2 separate regions of the Homo sapiens genome follow, and region 2 is linked to region 1. Evidence: read pairs that join two places in POLR2A ChIA-PET (ENCODE). Cell type or tissue: CD4-positive, alpha-beta T cell. All regions are shown on one strand.

Region 1 (2,500 bases):
GAGGTCATGGCTGCCGACCTTCAGAAGACCCCTGCGACCTAAAGTTTGCTTTTATTTTGAAATAGATACTTTTTTTTTTCCTGATTTATACAAGTAAAACACGGCTGGTCGCATTGGCCCACGCCTGTAATCCCAGCACTTTGGGAGGCCGAGGTGGATGGATCACCTGAGGTGAGGAGTTCGAGACCAGCCTGGCTAACGTGGCGAGACCTTGTCTCTATTAAAAATACAAAAATTAGCTAGGTGTGGTGGCACATGCCTGTAATCCCAGCTACTTGAGAGACTGAGGCAGGAGAATTGCTTGAACCCAGGAGGCAGATGTTGCAATGAGCCAAGATCGCGCCACTGCACTCCACTCCGGGCGACAGAGCAAGATTCCATCTTAAAAAAAAAAAAAAAGTAAAACACATATATTTCAGAAATTTTTTAAAGTACAGAAAAACACAAAGAGGAAAAGTAAAATCCTCTGTAATCCCACAGCCCAGAACTAAGCACTGTTAACATCTGGGGACCTCCTTCTAGTCGTTCCTCTTGCTGTCAACATGCATATTTAGTAAAAGTCGCCATCACACCATTCTGTAATTTTTAAACAGCCTTATTGAGATCTAATTGTCTAAAATAGATATTGAAAATATACAATTTGATAAGTTCTGACATATGTATACATCTGTGAAGCCACCACTGCAATCAAGATGCTGAAGCTAAGCTGGGGGCCGTGGCTGACGTCTTGAATTCCAGTTACTCGGGGGCTGAGGCAGGAGGATTGCTTGAGGCCAGGAGTTCGAGACCAGCCTCAGCAACATAGTGAGACCCCCCCCCACCCCCCGCCCCCATCGCTTAAAAGAAAAACCAAACAAAAAGATGCTGACAATCTGTCACCCCCGAATGTCTCCTCAGGCCCCTTTGGTAACCCTTCCCTCGCTGCTCTCCCTTCCCAGTGTGGACATCCAGAACTCAGAGACTTTTGGCTAGGATCACAGGTCTGGGTAGCAGGCACCTGGCCCGGGGGCTGGCCTAAGCTCTGTCTCCTGGCCAGGATGTGCTTCAGGGAGAACCAACAATATCGCCTTGTGCAGGCCAAAGGGTGCGTTTGATTTTGTCAGTTTCCTCCGGCAGCTCAGCTAACTCCCCACGAGTCGGCTTCCTTCCCCGCAGCCCCGTCATGGAACCTTCCAGTTCGCTAAAGGGGGTTCCACCCTGAGTGGGCTCTGCAGCCTTGTCTGGGCCAGTTGCTGGGGCCCCCGTGTGGCTCGTATAATGGGTGCGTGTTGCCCCTCCAGGTGGAGTTGGAGCTGGGGCGGAGCCTGCCCGCGTGTTGGGGTGTGCAGCAGGCTGCCTTGGAGCACCTGACTCGTTTTTAGCCGCTTTTAATGGGTGTCTTTCTGCATCCTGTTACTCATGCACTTCAGTGAGCAGAGTTTCCTGAGTGTAATTTCATCTTTTCTCTATGACTCAGGGCTGTATTTGCAGCCTAATTTGCTAATGTCAGGTGGCAGATGGAGTGAACAGTGTGGGTGGACGGGGCCAGCCCCAGCAGTGCCACTGGAACTTACTTTCCTGCAAAGACCACATGCTTCAGCTGGTCTTTTTGGCTGTGTTCTCCAGCCTCCGGAGGCAGAATGGAGGTTGGGTTTCTGCCTGGCCTACTGGCAGCCTATGACGCTACCAACTGATTAGCAAATCAAAGGCCAAAGCAGCCTTCTCTTAAACGGCTTTGTCACCCTCCAGCAAATCAGCATCGCAGACTCTCTTACTTGTACATTGTTTCACAGTTCTGGACACTTTCACACGCATTTTCTCCTTTGAGCTTCAGAACGCCCCTGTGAGAAAAGCAGGCAATTGTTCCTTTCCCAGTTTAGATCTGACTACACAGCAGGCTCCAAAATCAATGCCAGGTCCATTAACGACCTGACAGGCAGAATACCAACCCTTACAAAGCGAGTATAGGATAATATCTCTTGACCTTGGGGGTACAAAGAATTTCTTGAAAGCACTAATTGTTAAGAAAAAGATGAATAAATTCTACTAATTTTAAAAGGGAAAAGAAAAAAGAAAAGCTCTGTTCATCAGAGGATGCGACGAATAAAGCTTTAGAAAGACCAATGCAGGATCAGAGTCCAGAGTACATAAAGAACTCCTAGAAATAAATAAGAAAAAAGACCAGGAAAACCCGACCAGGTGTTTTGCAAAACAGGAAATATACATTGTCCATCAACATGTAAAAGATGCTTAACTTTATTAGAAATAAAGAAAACGCAAAATAAAGCCACTAGGAAATACCATTCTATAACCATCAGATTGGCAAAGATAAAAAGAATGGCAGTTCCTTCGGGCTGGGTGTGTTGGCTCATGCCTGTAATCCCAGCAATTTGGGAGGCTGAGGCAGGAAGATCGCTTGAGCCCAGGAGTTTGAGACCACCCTGGGCAACACAGTGAGAACTCATCTCTACAAAAAGCACAAAAATTAGTCAGGCATGGTGGCACATACCTGTGGTCCCAG
Region 2 (2,500 bases), 600 kb before region 1:
TCAACTGGAATGAAATGGAGTTTGAACACAGATTTATTAAGCTTCCCAGGTGATTCTAATTAGCAATTCAAGAACTAAACTAACAGATCACCTGAAGTTTGAGAAGCTTTGCCCTACACCCAGTAAGATGTACATTCAACATTATCCATAGCAACACTATTCATGAAAACAACCCAAATGTCTACAGATAGGAGACTGGCCAAATAAACTGCAGTATATTTACAGTGTAGCAATACACAGCAGTGAAAGTGAACAAACTACACCACATACATCAACAAGTCTCAAAAGCATAAAGCTGAGTGAAAAGTATGTGGAAAAAATGCAGACAGCATAATTCCATTCATAAAAGGTTCCCAAACAGGCATGCCTAAACCATACATATTTGAGGGTGACTAGATATGTTATAAAATTACAATAAAAATGCAGAATGGTGGATATTGGGGACGAAGAGAAGGTTAGGATGGGGTATAGCAGATGGGGACTTCAGAGGTACTGATAAAATTCTAGGCTGGGTGGTAGGTACAAGGATGTTTTATATACACATATATATACGTACACTTTTTTTTTTTTTTTTTGAGAGAGTCTCACCCTGTTCCCCAGGCTGGAGTGCGGTGCCACGATCTTGGCTCACTGTAACCTCCACCTCCCGTATTCAAGTGATTCTCCTGCCTCAGCCTCCCAAGTAGCTGGGATTACAGGCACGAGCCACTGTGTCTGGCCCAGTGATTCTTAATTGGAGTAATTTTGCCCCCAGGGGATAGGTCCCTGCAACAACAAATTATTTGGCTCCAAGATGTCAATAGTGTTGAGGTTGAGAAACCCTGAACTAGACATATATTTTGCTGAGGACACATCAGTCTGTGAGTACTGAGGCTGCCTCCGACACTTCTGAGGGCATTATAGAACACCTGGTAAAAGACAGTATTTACTACTCAAGAATCACAAAAACTCTTAATTCCAAAACACAGTTGGCTCCAGGGATTTCAGACAGGGGACTGTGGGCCCTATCTCACCATTCTTATAATAGCAGGTCTCCCTCAAGTGTCACAAATCTCATTAAAATATGGCCAAGGTCTCAGAAAACAAAGGAGATGAATATAGAAATTCATTGGCCATAACAAGCAGGGTGAGAAACAAATTTACATTTTATTCTTTTAAAAATCACAATTTAAAATAAACTAGTCTTTTTAATAGTGCCTGTATATTAGCACCGATTGTTTTCATGATCTGTTTTAATGTTCTCACCATAAAAGTTATCAACATGGGTAACATACAATAATAAACCAATGCTGAGACTCTGAAAGCCAGAAGCGCTATTTACCTTTCTCTGTGCCTGAGAATATGGAGATGATTTTATGCCTGGGCTTTTTCTCTTCTGGAACAGAGGGCAAAGGTTTCAAACTGTGATTGGCTGACAAAGGGTCTTTGCCTCCAGTGCTAAAGATGGTGCTGCTCATTCGCACAGGAGGTGCTGGAGGCTTATCTTCCAGTTCTCCGTTATCAGACATGATTCAGAATTATGAAATGGCCTGGAATTGGAAAAAATACAATTAGTAACAAAGTAAAAAATAGCACGAACAAGCAAAAAACAGTAATAACTACCCCTGCCACAACTCCCAATTAGAAAATATTATCCATTTATAGTGACATTTGCAAAATCTGGAAAAATCAATGTGTAAAAGATGTAACTCTCTTGAGTTTACCCCCAACAAAGCTGGTAATGGTCAGCTGAAAAATGTTTGAAAAGTCAAATGGAAACATCATGGTACTACCAAAAGCTACTGGTCTAATCAATGGATTCTAAGAGACCTTCTCAATAGAAAGACAGACAACATGAAATCTTTTTTTTTTTTTTTAATTCCAAAGAGGAAAAATATGTTCTGACCAGCAAATTATAGGATATCTTGGGGAGGTGCACCTCTAGAGCAGAGACAGATGCTTGGCTATTAAGGGTATCAAACAGCACCCCTCCAATCTGATTTCACTCCAACCTTGTAGTTACAACTTAGCCTTCACAGTAACTTTCCTAAAAAATTCTTATTTATTTTCAAGATGGAGTCTCGCTCTGTCACCCAGGCTGGAGTGCAGTGGCGTGATCTCAGCTCACTGCAACCTCTACCTCCCAGGTTCAAGCAATCCTCCTGCCTCAGCCTCCTGAGTAGGTGGAATTACAGCCGCATGCCACCACTTTCGGCTAATTTTTTTGTATTTTTAGTAGAGACGGGGTTTCACCATGTTGGCCAGGCTGGTCTCGAACTCCTGAACTCAGGTGATCCGCCCACCTTGGCCTCCCACAGTGCTGGGATTATAGGTGTGAGCCACGGCATCCAGCCTAATCTTTGTATTTTTCGTAGAGATGAGGTTTCACTACGTTGCCCAGGCTGGTCTCGAATTCCTGATCTCAAATTATCCACCCGCCTTATCCACCCAAATTGCTGAGATTATAGGCGTGAGCCCCCACGCCTGGCCAAGGAATCTTGAAACAATGCACTGCTGATAC

What was found. ChIA-PET counts read pairs that join two places held together with the same protein. Peaks named below come from ENCODE experiments on the same cell type or tissue, not always from the same donor. Only the 100,000 strongest peaks of a DNase experiment are listed, where the experiment ranks them.
Region 2: POLR2A ChIA-PET joins it to region 1 with 10 read pairs; 2 of 35 experiments call an interaction of 5 or more read pairs at or near these places.

What each region holds. Positions count from the first base shown.
Region 1 is chr3:196,178,776-196,181,275 of GRCh38, reverse strand. No RefSeq gene overlaps it. Among named protein-coding and RNA genes, the nearest start is that of ZDHHC19, 31 kb to the left of the region's middle. RefSeq lists an enhancer at 1,289-1,488. In CD4-positive, alpha-beta T cell, no CTCF peak of the experiment used is centred here; DNase peaks (open chromatin) are centred at 1,315 and 1,655; H3K4me3 peaks cover 1,199 bases; H3K27ac peaks cover 2,355 bases.
Region 2 is chr3:196,781,655-196,784,154 of GRCh38, reverse strand. PAK2 (p21 (RAC1) activated kinase 2) reads right to left here. Exons shown (of 15, transcript NM_002577.4): 2 at 1,322-1,529. The coding sequence starts at 1,508. Among named protein-coding and RNA genes, the nearest start is that of PAK2, 43 kb to the right of the region's middle. In CD4-positive, alpha-beta T cell, no CTCF peak of the experiment used is centred here; no DNase peak of the experiment used is centred here.